Regions from separate parts of the Homo sapiens genome. Here region 2 is linked to region 1. The links are chromatin contacts, found by Hi-C or POLR2A ChIA-PET in ENCODE. All regions are on one chromosome and are shown on one strand. Each heading gives the region's core, a stretch centred on a gene start or an enhancer-like site at or near the end of the contact. The rest is flanking DNA. Distances are from core to core; before and after follow the strand shown.

Evidence for each region. A loop is a pair of places that touch in the nucleus more often than their neighbours do. ChIA-PET counts read pairs that join two places held with the same protein, here RNA polymerase II (POLR2A). Pooled maps may share reads with other maps.
Region 2: a map of left colon shows a loop between it and region 1 (6-fold over the local background). The contact joins two enhancer-like sites. A Hi-C loop is called at or near these places in 5 of 168 maps with a recorded cell type or tissue (CD8-positive, alpha-beta T cell, Caco-2, Calu3 and 2 more) and 2 of 50 pooled maps. POLR2A ChIA-PET finds 5 or more read pairs at or near these places in 3 of 52 experiments (H1, HepG2 and activated T-cell).

The regions. Positions count from the first base shown.
Region 1 is chr2:158,090,596-158,097,662 of GRCh38, forward strand. It overlaps a transcript of UPP2 not described here. Among named protein-coding and RNA genes, the nearest start is that of UPP2, 7.7 kb to the right of the region's middle. Within about 2 kb of position 4,270, at least 3 of the 41 ENCODE cell types and tissues checked have a DNase peak (open chromatin) inside an H3K27ac peak, as active enhancers do.
Region 2 is chr2:158,125,898-158,132,964 of GRCh38, forward strand. The region is part of intron 6 of UPP2 (uridine phosphorylase 2); the gene reads left to right. Among named protein-coding and RNA genes, the nearest start is that of UPP2, 28 kb to the left of the region's middle. Within about 2 kb of position 2,779, at least 5 of the 41 ENCODE cell types and tissues checked have a DNase peak (open chromatin) inside an H3K27ac peak, as active enhancers do.

The DNA.
Region 1 (7,067 bases), core at 3,020-5,519:
ATTTAAAAAAATTTTCATTTCTAATTTTTTGCAATATTATTTTTGCTTGTTAAACAAAGCATCTGCCAGCAGCACGGCCACGGACCCACATGGACAACTTTCCTAACAGACATAAAAGGAGTATTGTCTAAAGGCTAGCATGGGTTAGCTTTAAGGAATAAAAGAGATAACCCCCAAGTTTTAGAAATGAAGAATGTAAGCTCATGAGCTGATGCCACTGAGGCCCAGAGAGGATCAAACTTGGAATAGGCCCCCGTGCCAAGGTGCTGGGATTCTGCAGGATGTATACACAGGGTCCTGGTTTGTAGGTGACCGTTGAACCTGAAACTTCTACATTAAGCCAAAACTGGGAAACTCTGTACCTTCAGTGAAAGAGGGCTAACATCCCAATGACTGTCTTGAATGCAAAGAAAGTTTGTCTCTGTGGCACGTGGGTACAAAAACAGTCTCCAGTGAGAAACGGAAGTAACGCGTCACTTGTGTTTGTAGAATGACAGTTTATGCTACCTACATGGTACCAAAATCCTTAAAATAAGACATTAATGTCAAACTGGTCCTAGACTGTGGACACACTTGTAGCCTCTAGCAGAAGCAAATACAAAACTGCTGCCTGGGGATGCTTTCAAATATTTCTGTGTACTGGATTCCCATGGTAAAATAGATATGGACTACAAAATTGAAATTATAGGTAAAATGAGGAAACACTAATGAGAGAAATCAGCTGTAATGGGAAGATTAGCACTTCAAGAACTTCAGATAGATCAACAACCTGAAAGAAATTATAAAATATCTATGTTTAAAATGATTACATAGACAAAAGATGAAACAGAAATATGTAGAAAAAATAGGATACGGTTTTTAAATATAGGTTAATTTGAAAAAGTAATAATTAGCTTACCTACAAATGAAAAAGTTTAGTAAACGAAAAATCTCAATGCATGGTATATTTGTTACCCTGTTGCCACAATAATGCTATTGCCATAGGTCCTGAAAGACACACAGCAAGCATTTCCTACTCATGTGCCTGGGGTCAGCTGGGCTGGCAAAGTGACTTTGCTGATCTTCGTGGGCTTGCTCACTTCTGGGGCTCAGCTGGCTGTTGGATGATCTAGGCTGGCCCTCACTGGGGTGACGAGGTGCCTGGGCTCCGTTTTACATGCTTCTCTTCCTCCAGCAGACTACCCTGGGCATGTTAGTATGACAATGGGGAAGTGCAAAGGCATGAACAACTGGCACATTGTCAGTTCTGACTCATTTTCTTGATCAAAATAATGGCATGATCGAGTCCATGGTCAAGGAGCAGTCAATGTTACCCAGTTTATGGTGAGAAGGCATTGCATAGTTATATGGAATAGGGTGTAGATACAGGGTGGAGTAAATAATTGAGGACATTACTGCAACTAACCACAGATAGGTTAAGAGTGGTCAAGCACACCCAGAGAGTGTGTGAAGAAGAAAGATCTGAGAAAATTTCTCATTTTATTGCCGAGAGACAAATTGAATGTATAAAAGGGAAGTTAATACATTAGGAGGACAAACTGAGGTGGCCTAACATACATCTAAGAGGGGTGCCAGAAGAAGATAACCTATTCAGGAAGAAATAGTGAGAATTTCCTAAAATTGATAACAGACAGGTTTTTTCATAATTTGGAAGCACAGTGAGCCATGAGAATAAGTTATTTTCTAAAAAAGTCACACCTAAACACATTTTAATAAAGCTTCAGGATATAAAGAGAAAATCTAGATGCAACCAGAAAGAAGAGACAGATTACTTACTCAAACACAAGCAGATGAAAACAAACTTTTCATCAGCAACAATGGGTACCAGAAGATAATGAATAAACATCCCATGAGTGCTGAGGGAAAATCACTGGCAATCTGGAATTCTAGACCATGCTAAATAGTCACTCAAAAATGAGGATAAAACAAAGATAGTTTTCAGCTCAAAGCCCATGCTGAAGAACTATTATATAATGTACTTTAGAAAGAAAGAAACCCAGAAGGAAGGAGATCTGAGAAGCAATTGTGATCAAAGACATTGGCAGACATGGATAATGTAAATTATTATTAACTATCAACAAAGTGGTAACCATAAGACTAAAAGGGAGGAAGGGATGAAAACAAGATAGATTAAGTTACTTTATACCAAAATGTGAAGTAGTAATTAGAGTTAAATTGTTCCAAGTTGCTTGTGTTATGCAGAAGAGTATAGGTATTAATTAGCTTTGAATTGTATTAAGTATGCTTGTTGAAATGTAAGGGTAACTATTGAAAGAATAGAAATAAAATATATAACTTCCAAAATAACAGAGGGAAATGGGGTCTGCAAAGAATCATGTAATCATTTTTTTTTCTCACTTTGCCACCCAGGCTGGAGTGCAGTGGCATGATCTCGGCTCACTGCAACCTCCGCCTCCCGGGTTCAAGTGATTCTCGTGCCTCAGCCTCCCCAGAAGTAGGGACTACAGGTGCACGCCATCATGACTGGCTAATTCTTGTATTTTTAGTAGAAATGGGGTTTCACCACATTGGCTAGGCTGGTCTCAAACTCCTGACGTCAAGTAATCTGTCCACCTCAGCCTCCCAAAGTGCTGGGATTACAGGCGTGAGCCATTGCGCCCAGCACAGAGAACTTAATCATTCTATAGAATGTAGGAAGGCGGTAAAAAGAAACATACACACACACACACACACACACACACACACACACAATTAGAAAAAAAATAAGAAGAAAGGAGTAAAAATATATCAGGAATCACAGTATTTGTAAATGTATTAAACATAGATAAAAGACAACTTTTTGAAAATCCATTGATGTATTGTTTACCTGATACACTCCTAAAACATAATGACATGGAAAGTTTGGAAGTAAAGGACAATATATATAACCAACAAAGGATCAGTATTCATCATATATAAAAATCTCCTACAAATTAGTAAGACAAAAATAAAATACCCAAAAGAAAATACGGGCAAAGAATGGAGAAGAAAGCTGAAAGACTGCCAAACATATATAAAGGCGTTTAATCTCACTAGTAATCAGGGAAATGAAATAAAGCAAAGAGATACCATTTTACAGTCATCACATTAACAAAAGAATTATAAGGCTAACAACATCAGATTTATTGGCAACAATATGGGGAAATGGGGTTTATTATACACTGTTGACAAAAGTGTAACTTGGTAAAACTATTAGGTAGGGCAATGTAATACTATCTAGTAAAACTGAATACATGCAAACATATTATTACCACACATTAGAGAAACTCTTATGTGCATACACAAGAAGATACCCATAAGGATGTTTACAGGAAAAAATTGGAAGCAACATAAAAAAGCCAGTTTTAAAAATATATATATAGTATATGTTACATTTATATATATATGCCATATATTATATATACATATGATTCTTATATATACATATCTACCATATATATACATATACCATATACATACACACACGCACACACCTTAAACCTGCTCATGTAGTTATTAAGTACATACTTATAAGTACGAGTTTTAACATATACCCCAAAAGCATACCTACCAACTCTTCACCTTTAGGACAGTGATTACCTTCAGGAAGAAAGTGAAGGTAATCTAAAGTAAGGAAGGTGACAGGGCTTTAATGAAATCTTTCCTTTAAAAAAAAATGTGTTAAATATGGCAAAATGTAACAATTGTTAAATTTGGGTAGTAACTACACAGGCATCTAATATATCTGTACCTTTATGTTTAAATGTTTTAAAATTAAAAATTTTAACTATAGTAACTAACATGAAGTAGTCACAAAGACCTAACAATCACCACAGCAACAGTATTTTCTGTTTAGTTACTTTAAATAAAAAACCAAGTAAAGTGTTCAAAAGAATAACATTTTTGAAAAGTCATGACATGCCTAAGGTGAAGCATTTACAGAAATGTCAATGTGACCATGATTATACAACCAAGGTTTTCTACTTCCTTAGAAAAAAAATTAATGGTTAACTCAATATATTGCACTTAGTAATGTTAAGAGAGTTCCATAAAACATACTGTTCTCTTTCACTCAGCTAAACCTAAATTAGAATCAGTCAGCTTTGAAATTTCATGACTTTGGGGGCCTAGAATTCACCACCTCCACAATGTATTAGCATTATTTTCCCATCTGAGCCCTCTTGGGCAGCAGCAGTAATAATCTGTGGTGTGTGTTAGAGGTTAGGACTGAACCTTCCTTGAGTTCCCAGGAAAATCACCCCCTCTCCCTTCAGTGTGGGGTTTGTCAAACTCACAGAGCTTCCTCCAGCTGTGGAGGCTGATTTCCCAATGTACTTCATGATCTGGTTAAGCGCTTTCATCAGGTGCTGAAAGACTAACACGGGCTTTAATCTCCAAGGCTTGAAGTCACCAGAATGGCCAGTCACAGGCAGTGAGGAAGCCAGGCTAGGAGACCAGCAGAAACAGAGCCTCTCAGCCCTCATACCCTTTAACTAATATTTCAGGGACAGCTCAGGGGCAGACAGAAATTGCTCCAGACAGGGTGGTGAGTTGGGCCCTGCTATTTGGGTAAAATCATAGGGAAGTGATGAGCCTGAGATGAGTTAATCGTAAAGTGTGTGTGAGAGACATTTTAAGGGTCAATTTAAAATTTGGCAATGAGATGACTTTAAAATCAGCTTTAGGACTGGGCCATCATTTTGATGGGGCCATCTTGTTCATCAGCATTCAAAGAACACACAGCTGCTATGGTTTAACTGTGCCCTCTTTTCCTATAAATGAGTTAAATCAACAACCTGATGACTAGCAGGGTAAAATGTGGCAGAGAGATGTTCCTTACATCCCAGTCCTACTTCACCTTCAACACCCAGATCAAATTCCCTTCTCTTGTTGAGGCCATTCTCCTTGGACTTTGTCTTCTTTAATGGACTCCACCATGTACCAGAAGCAGAGTAGAAAGAGTTTTCATGGTTTTGTGGCTGCACAGATCTAGATCTGAACTCCAATCTCCATTTACTCACTATAGGATCTCAGGCATTTGATTTAACCTCTCTAGGCTTCCATTTCCTCATCTGAAAATTGGGGAAATAATAATACCTATCTCACAGACGTGTTGTGAGGATGAAATGAGATACGGAGTCGAACTGTTTAGTCCAAAGCCTGGCCTGGAGTAATGCTATTAGCCACTGTTGTTACTGACATTCTTCCTGTTTTTTTTTTCATTATTTTTCCTTATCCTTCAGATTTCTATTCTGAGTTGAATGTGGTTATTTCGAGCTTAGACAAAAGCTTTTACATTTTATTCCCTACTGGTATTGATTTAAAATATGCTTTATTTCCAATGAAATAGCTTTTCTTGAATTTTTGTTAGACACGCGGTGCCTCATATTTTCTCAAACATCATTAAGAACAGAAACATCCTAAAAATTGAAGTCAAGTACATGCAGAAGTCAAGGGTTTTTCAGTCTTAAGGCCCTCTGTTGACCAGGCCACTAGAGGCACTGATGACCTTTGCTGGCTGTTCAGAGTTTTCTGTTGACTCTGAGGCTCTGGTGTTGGCTTAAGGTCAGCCATTAGAAAACAGTGAATTTACGCTTTGGTCACACTGTGGGAGTCAGGCTCGTGATAAGAAAGGCCACCAGAAAAGCCAGGGAAGTTGTAAGTAAAGTTCTTTTCATTTGGATGTTGCCAGAAAAAACAGGCTGAGAACAAAGACCATTATTAAAAAATAATAAAATAGTGGGCCAGGTGTGGTGGCTCACGCCTGTAATCCCAGCACTTTGGGAGGCCAAGGCAGGCGGATTACCTGAGGTCAGGAGTTCGAGACCAGCCTGGCCAACATGGTGAAACCCCGTCTCTACTAAAAATACAAAAATTAGCTGGGCATGGTGGCACAGGCCTGTAATCCCAGCTACTCAGGAGGCTGAGGCAGGAGAATTGCTTGAGCCTGGGAAGCGGAGGTTGCGGTGAACTGAGATTGCACCACTGCACTCCAGCCTAGCTGACAGAGCAAGACTCTGTCTCAAAAATAAATAAATAAATAAATATAATAAACAATAAGTGGCCATCAATAGGAGAATGGATAAATTGCTGTAATGTCATATAACAGATCACTATATGGTAATCTGATGAATTAGACCTATGCCTAACAATAATTTGATATCATTGCATATATAATATTAAATTTTTGAAAACAAAGTTGTAAAGGAAGGTAGAGTGGGATAGTATTAAGGTAAAATTTTTAAGCAGAAGAACCAAAACTATTTTTTTATCATCTATACTTCAACTTATAAAACACTTGAACCAGAAGTATACTTCCCAAATTTAGGGTTATGTTTACTTATCTGGGGAGAAAGGGAAGGAAATGAGATTGGATAAATCTTCAACTGTACATGGATTAATTTTAATGTTTTCAAATTAATATTAAGTCTGGTAGAAAAGAACATGTTAAATTTTTCTGAATACTTTGTAATATATATTAAATATTTTATAGTTTTAAAAACATGATAAAAAATATGAACCAGAAAAAAATAAAATAAAGTAAGTCATTACTCATCTTCGAGCATTAACAAACTTAGCACATAGTAGGTGCTTAATAATCACTTACTGCATGATAAGTATGACACTTCTTATGTGGCGTTTCCATTTACCTGGAGACAGACCCTTTCTGGAATGGCTGACAATAGTCAAGTCCTCCTTACTCAAACCCCTACAAAAGCCTATAAATAAATGTTCACGCAATTTGAAACTTGTTATTTTCTTAACTTTAATCATTGTCCAAAGAGAAATTCCTGGTTTCTCTCTCTATATATATATATATAGAGAGAGTGTGTATATAATTCTGGTAAAAAATAAATTTCGTCAATCAAGAAATTTTCCTCAGGCAAATTTCAACTTTATAAAGATTCCAGATGTCAATGCCTTGTGGGTCCTGGAAAATATGTCATTGTTTTGTATTTCTAAATCTCATACACAATTATTAAAACTTTTACAACATAACCACATCTCCTGAGACTGGAAACAGGAGCTTGCAGTCCTTTGCAAGGATTAGGGGATGCTGCAATCCTCCCCAGGGCCTCAGCATGGGT
Region 2 (7,067 bases), core at 1,529-4,028, 34 kb after region 1:
AAACAAGTGATCACTTGAGTCATGTCTCCACCTAATGTGTAAGTGTAACATAATTTGTTAACCACTTTATTAATAGTTAAACATAAAATGCCGAGTTATCAACATGTTGCCTTCATGAAAACCGGGTGATGACCAGCAGTTCTTTCTTAAGAGGCACCAACTGGCAGCCAAGAAGAGTTCTAGGCTTGTGGACCCTGGACTCTGAGTCTTTCTTTCTCTGTTTAGGATGTTGCAGAAACCTAAGTGAAGTTATTCTAAGAGCCTTTCTGTCCTTGCTGCAAATCTTTGTAACCTTGCTCTCTCTGCTACCTGCAGGTTTCCCTCCTGGATGCTTTCTTCTCTACATTTCTGTAGTTACTGCCCTCCACTGCATTTTCTTTCTTATGCTGCTGCTGGACCTGCTGGTAGCTGATTTCCGCCTGCAAATAGCTCTCCCCCAGGCCACTGCTGCAGCCTTTCATGGAGTAGACCCCTTCTAGGCTGCCAACATTCACACTAAAAGTTGCATCTGCAGCTCTGTAGTTCTTGGGAGTATTTCTATCTGAATGTCTTCATGGTGCCAGCGGCTCTTTATCTCCCTCAGATTTACTGTTCTAAAAGGTGGATTCCTGGTATGCTGTCCCCTGGAAGATCAGCCACCAAGTATAGAGACCGAAAACCCCATGGATAGGGTGCTATCATATTCTCTTCTTTCATTACTACTTCATAACATCCTGTTCCCGTAACACTGAAGCTTGGAAGCTGGCATCTGGCACCTTTTGATTTTAACCCATTTATAACGCACTTTGTGTGAGCCAGAAAAGCTTGCTTGGGGAAGGGCTGAGAATGCATTCATGGACAGCTGCTGAAACAGAGGAAGTTAGAGAGGACATCTGATGGTAAGCAATATGGAAAAAAAGATTTCACCTGGCACCAAGAGCCCAGGGCCCATAGGCATGTCTCCCTAACCCCCTCCCTGCCACTGTTAGTTATGGCCCACCCTATCCTATCTCTCCAGACAGCCTTCTGACACCTCTTCTGTTCCTTTAGTACACCAGATGACTGGATAACCAATCAGAATTCATACTAAGGTGATGGCTTATAAATACCAAATACTTACATAAACAAAGGTCTTCTAGAGAACCATTGTACTAACTTAGATGAATTACTCACTGAGTTTGGACCATTGCAGAAACAGATCTTTCTAGATCTACTTAGCACAAGGAGGCCTTGGGTCCACGTGGATTACCACTTATTATCTTTGCAGTTAGTATTACACATCTCACCCTAAATCTCACCTCCTCAAAAAAGTCTTGCATGACTACCTACACTCACTCACTCACAATGGTGTCATTCTATTTCATTTATCTGCATCACATTTACCACTACTGACTATATTTCCAGTCTGTTTATATGTTAACTTATATATTATTTCATGCATATTAGTGCATAAAGGCATATATTGATTATTTCTCTCCATTAGTGCCATAAGAACAGGGACCTTGTTTGTCATTGCTGTATCCCCAGTACTTAGAATAATGCCTGCCATATGGGCTTTCAATATTTACTGAACGAGTGAGTGAATGAAAAAAAAAAGGGCCACTAGACTCTTTTTGACTATGGAAAATGGCCATTGCAAACTTTAACCTTTATTCCCCAGCCATATAAGTGGCTTAGAATTGTCTAAAGGACTTAGGAGTATCTCCTAACTGTCCACAAAGGGGGAAATAAAGCCTTAAAGTCAAGCCTCCCTTTGCTCTAAGGTCTATACAAATATTTATTTTGCTAGATCTACAACCTCTGGGTCTGTCAACATTTGATAGGTGGACAAACTACCTATAATAAGGCCACTGACACCCAGAAGTCACTGTTGCTATCCTGATCTCATTATTTTAGAAAAGAGAGTTGGGAATCCAATGCTGTTTTAACAAAGATTCAGGTGAAGGGAAATAGTGGAATTCACCCAATTATTCCAAAGCTAAATTTTCAGCATAATGTAAACCTGTTCAATGGAAGCACTGTGCAATGCTCAATAAATGCATTCTCCTATCACTTTATAATATGCACATATCTGTGTCTCTCTTAAAGCAAAATCTACTTTAATTAAGCCCCAAACATTCTGATGAAAGATGATAATCCTCTTGTACTGTGAACTTGTGGTAAGTATGTTTAACTTGTATTCGTGTTTTAAAGACAGTGCTGCCTTTTGACACAGGCTTGCCTGACAATATATGAAGCCTAATATTTGTCTACGCTTAGGTTCTGCTTAAATCCTCTTCTATGTCTAGTTGTTTGCAGCACTCACAGTGGCTTTTCTTTAAAGAATTCAGTGTTATTTCCTTGGACAGACACTGGTAACTTAGGGAAATATTTAGTCTTTATAATATTACCTTAGTACAGTTCAATGAGAGGGAGCAGAATCTTGACTTTAATTCCATGTTTATATTCTTCTGCTGTTCCCAACAATGAAGGATATTGGACTCTGAGAACTGCATGAGGATCATTGATAAAGGTAAAAAGATACCACAAGGATTAAAGGTTATAATCAGTTTGGAGCTAGAGTATTTCTTAACCCTAAAATGGAGATAAATCCAGATTTTGAAAAATCTTTAGGCCAGGGTACAAGGAGACCAATTGCAGGGCTCTTCACCTTTACAAGAGAAAAACTTCATTCTGTATGTATTCTACATGACTGTAGCTCAGGGAGGTTAAATAACTTTCCCACCTTCTCAGAGCTGGGAAACAGGTGAGCTGGACTTTGAACCCAGCTTGGCTGACTCAGGCAGCTTTGCACCCTGCCTGCCATTTCTTGCCAGCAGCCTCCGTGTGGACACAACATGTTCATAGTCTCTGGACGGAAGAGCCAAAATGTGCACCACTAAAAGTCAATGCAGATTTTTCCATTTTAAGTGTGGTGAGCAGATAGTTGCACCACTGCCACAAGCAAACCCTAAGGGCTGAGCACATACCAATTGACTTAGTGATGGGATCAAATAAAACATTAAGCAGATACTTATTTTATAGTATGCAGAGCCCTCATTTTGCCAAGAAAATCAGTCATTGTAGCTGGAAAATCAGGTATAAATGGTATATAATTCACTTATTACTTTTACAGGGACAAGATTTTTACAAAGGTGTCTTTTTGCTTTTTCACATATTTTAATCAAGGTCAGTGTCTATAGTTTTGTTTGATTCATTTTAATTCCACCCTCCTAGCCTCTATTCTACTCTTCCCTTCCCACTGCCAACAACTCACACATTAGGGATCATTTAGCGCCATTGATTCCACCCTGTCTGTGGTTGTCATTATTTGTGGCCCTCCTCTCCCCTGCTATGACCCCAGGGAGGCTATCTGGATTCCCCTGGTGAGCCTCTCACCCCCACCTCCAGTAAGTACACAAGGCTCCATCGTCTACCTATCCTGTAGCATCTCTGGTTAACGGTCCCACATCTGGCAGAAGCTCAAGTCCTCGAGATTACATCTGGACCTCCTGGAGAAGACAGCAGGTTTTTGAACGAACCAAATCATGTGAGGCATGTAAGCTGAGGATGTGGACTTGCAAGAAGCCTTTGAGATCTAACCTGCTCCTTGCTCAGAGGATGAAATGAGGTCTAGAGAGTGTAATTGACCTGCCTGAGGAAACAGACTAAAACAGAGATGAATTAGAATAGACATCTCCTGTCTCCTGATCACCACTCTCTCCACTATTCCATAAGGTGCAAAAAAGTAATATATTCATCTATCGAAAGATGACCTGTACTGCCTCTATTTAAAAAAGCATTTGTGGCAGCTTTCAATGAAAGAGGAATGCATAATAATATAATTTAAACAGAGGTAAAAAAAAAAATAGGAGGCATTTATTTAAGGAAATAGATAGGAAGGTTTTTTTTTGTTTGTTTTTTTTTTGAGACAAGGTCTCTGTCTGTAACTCAGATTGGAACACAGTGGTATGACCACAGCTCACTGCAGCCTCCACCTCTTGGGCTAAAGCCATCTTCCCACCTCAGCCTCCAGAGTAGCTGGGACCACAGGTTCATACAACCACGAATTTGTGTGTGTATGGGTTTTTATTGTTGTGGTTGTTGTTGTTTTTGCAAAGTCGAGGTCTCACTTTGTTGCTCAGGCTGTCTTGAACTCCTAGGGTTCAAGCAATCCTCGTGCCTCACCCTCCCAAAATGCTGGAATTACAGGCATGAGCCACTGTGTCTGGCTAGAAGTTCTCAGTATTAAAGAGGCCACCCAGGAGTACAATACTTAATTTAAACACTTAGATTGAGCTCTGAGTTTCCTGGAAGCCAAGCTGTAAACAAAAACACTGCATTTGGGAGGCCGAGATGGGCAAATCACGAAGTCAGGAGATCGAGACCATCCTGGCTAACATGGTGAAACCTCGTCTCTACTACAAATACGAAAAAAACCAAAAATTAGCCGGTCATGGTGGTGGGCATCTGTAGTCCCAGCTACTCGGGAGGCTGAGGGAGGAGAATGGCGTGAACCCAGGAGGCAGAGCTTGCAGTGAGCTGAGATTGCACCACTGCACTCCAGCCTGGGTGACAGAGCAAGAATCCGTCTCAAAAAAAAAAACAAAAAAAAAAAACCACTGTGCATTATACAGCCACCATTAGCTAGTAAAAACATTTGCGGTTTGTCACAAAATCTTGATCCAAATGTTAAACTTAAATGAAATTATCAGCTATATTATAATGGGCAGTGTCGTTGATAGCACCTTTATAAAAGGTATGGGACAATTCTTCATAGGTATAATGAATTGGTTCTAATTCAGCATTGTTTGGGCACCCAAAGAACTGGGGTCCAGGTATGTATATTTGTGGTAATGATGATTCAAAGATAGAGTTTAAAGTCTTTGAAGCAGTCATTTTCAAATATTAATGTAAAAATAATTTAACTGGGAAGATGTTTTCATGCAGATTCACTGCGCTTTCCCAACACCCATCCCCAATTGTGATTTAGTATGTCTGGAATAAAGCCTAAGTATCTCTGATTCTGATGCAAGAGGCCAGTGGAGCACATTTTGAGAAACATGACTCTAGAAGAACAAATTGTTTCTATGTCTCTTACCATTGACCAGCCCCTTTGAATACAAATTTTCCCCACCTTGTTTTTAATAAGCAGCCAATAGCCTGAGATTAATGTTTCAGCGGAGATACAGGAAGTGCAAAGACTCTGGGTTGTTGATTAAAAAACATTTCCTGTGCTTTACATACCAGGCATATAGGGAGCAAAGGTAGTGTTTGCTTAATAAACTCAAACCCTTGAGGAGCAATGGGGGAGGGTATGAACATAACCAGGAAGAGGTAGAAGAAAGGCCAGGCTGGGAACTCCAAAGCTAATCTTTGCTGCTTTTCCTTTTTCCAAAGACCAGCCCTGTTTGACTTCTGCTGTGCAATGGGCATTTGTGCCCAGCCCTGCTATCTTTGCCCACTGTTCATGGGAAAACCTTGTTGAAAGTTCATTCTGAATCAGAGAGGTGGGGTTAAAGTGGTGGTCCATAGGGGTGCGTGGATTCCTAAGGATTCATGAGTGAATTTTCAGGGGCCCTGGGACCCCTGAAGTTATACACAAATATTTTGTGTGTATTGGCAGATGTGTATTTTTGTGTGAAAAGAGGTTCCAATTAGGACTTTCATCAGATTTTCAAAGCAGCCATAAATGTTCCCAAAGGGTTGACAATTACTGGGCAGTCCTAGTTCAGCTCAGGGTGCATCCAAGCTCCATGTTCAGGTCTGTGTGTTCCCAGAACATTCTAGCCTCAGGTCAGTTCACTGACAATCTCCTTGGTGGCAGCTGGGTCACTAAGTATCTCTTCCTCCCCAGCAGCCACCCTCCCTGCCTAATCTGAGGATTTTGCTAGCAAAGCTGTCAGGCTTAATTTCAGCAAATTGTTTTGGGTAATTAGTCCCTTTTAATTGCTCATGGAAATAGTAATTTTAAGTGACAAGATTATTATATGCTGCTCGCTAGTGGATTCTCCAGGGTCAAGAAAACACCACTGAGATTGCTATAACCTGTTCTTTTCTATCTTTGGCATTCCCCTTGAAATCCAGAAAAGACATTTAGTAAAGTCGGTTCCCACTCTGTAAAAAGTATAGAGCACTGGTTTCCTTTTATCCTTCTGCCAAAGTGAAGGATTAGAGAAGGACTTTCAACTTTTCTGTGCGACTGCCAGCCCATGTCAGGCTTCACAGATTTGCTGATCATTAACTTGAAAAGCTGTGGGAAGTTTCTAGCTCTTCCATTTGCTTGTTTACCTGTACAGCCAAGTTGCTTTACAACTGACTGAGTTTTGAATAAATAGGGTCCTAGGTGATGAAATATTTGCCGCAGCTCAAGTTGAATATTTTCATTGCTTTTCACGTCACTGAACAAGAGGGTCAGTCTGACCGATGGGTCAGTATAACCGATAGGGCAGGATTGCCTAATGGTTCACCATGTGCTAGCTCAGGGGAGGAGTGGATGGAAGGTAGAGAACTCTTCTCTCATCAGTTTAGGAAGCTAGGAGTTGATTGGCTCTGACCAGCTGTGTAATACTGGGCCATTTGGTTGATCATTCTAAGCCCTCATTTAATCATCTGTCGAAAGAGGACAAAAATAATCCTAGCTCAAGGAATAGCTGTAAAGGATTAAGTGATATCATAAATGCTTGGCATGTAGCAATAACTAAGTCAAACAAAAAAGATACATGGATTGGAGAAATGTGGAGAAACGCATGGAGAAAACATTTCTAAACTGATACATCTGATAAGAGGTAATACACAGAACATACAAGGAACTCAAACAACTCAATAGCAAGAAAACAAATTAAGAAATGGGCAAAGGATCTGAATAGGTTCTAAAAGAAGACATACAAAAGGCCAACAGATATATTAAAAAAAACACTCAACCTCACTAGTCATCAGGGAAATGCAAATTAAAACAATGGCGAGGTGTCGCTTCACACCTGCTAGAATGGCCATAATCAAAAAAGACGAAAGATAAAAAGTGTTGGCAGGATGTGGAGAAAAGAGAACCCTTGAATACTGTTGATGGGAATGTAAATTAGTACATCAATTATGAAAAACAGTATGGT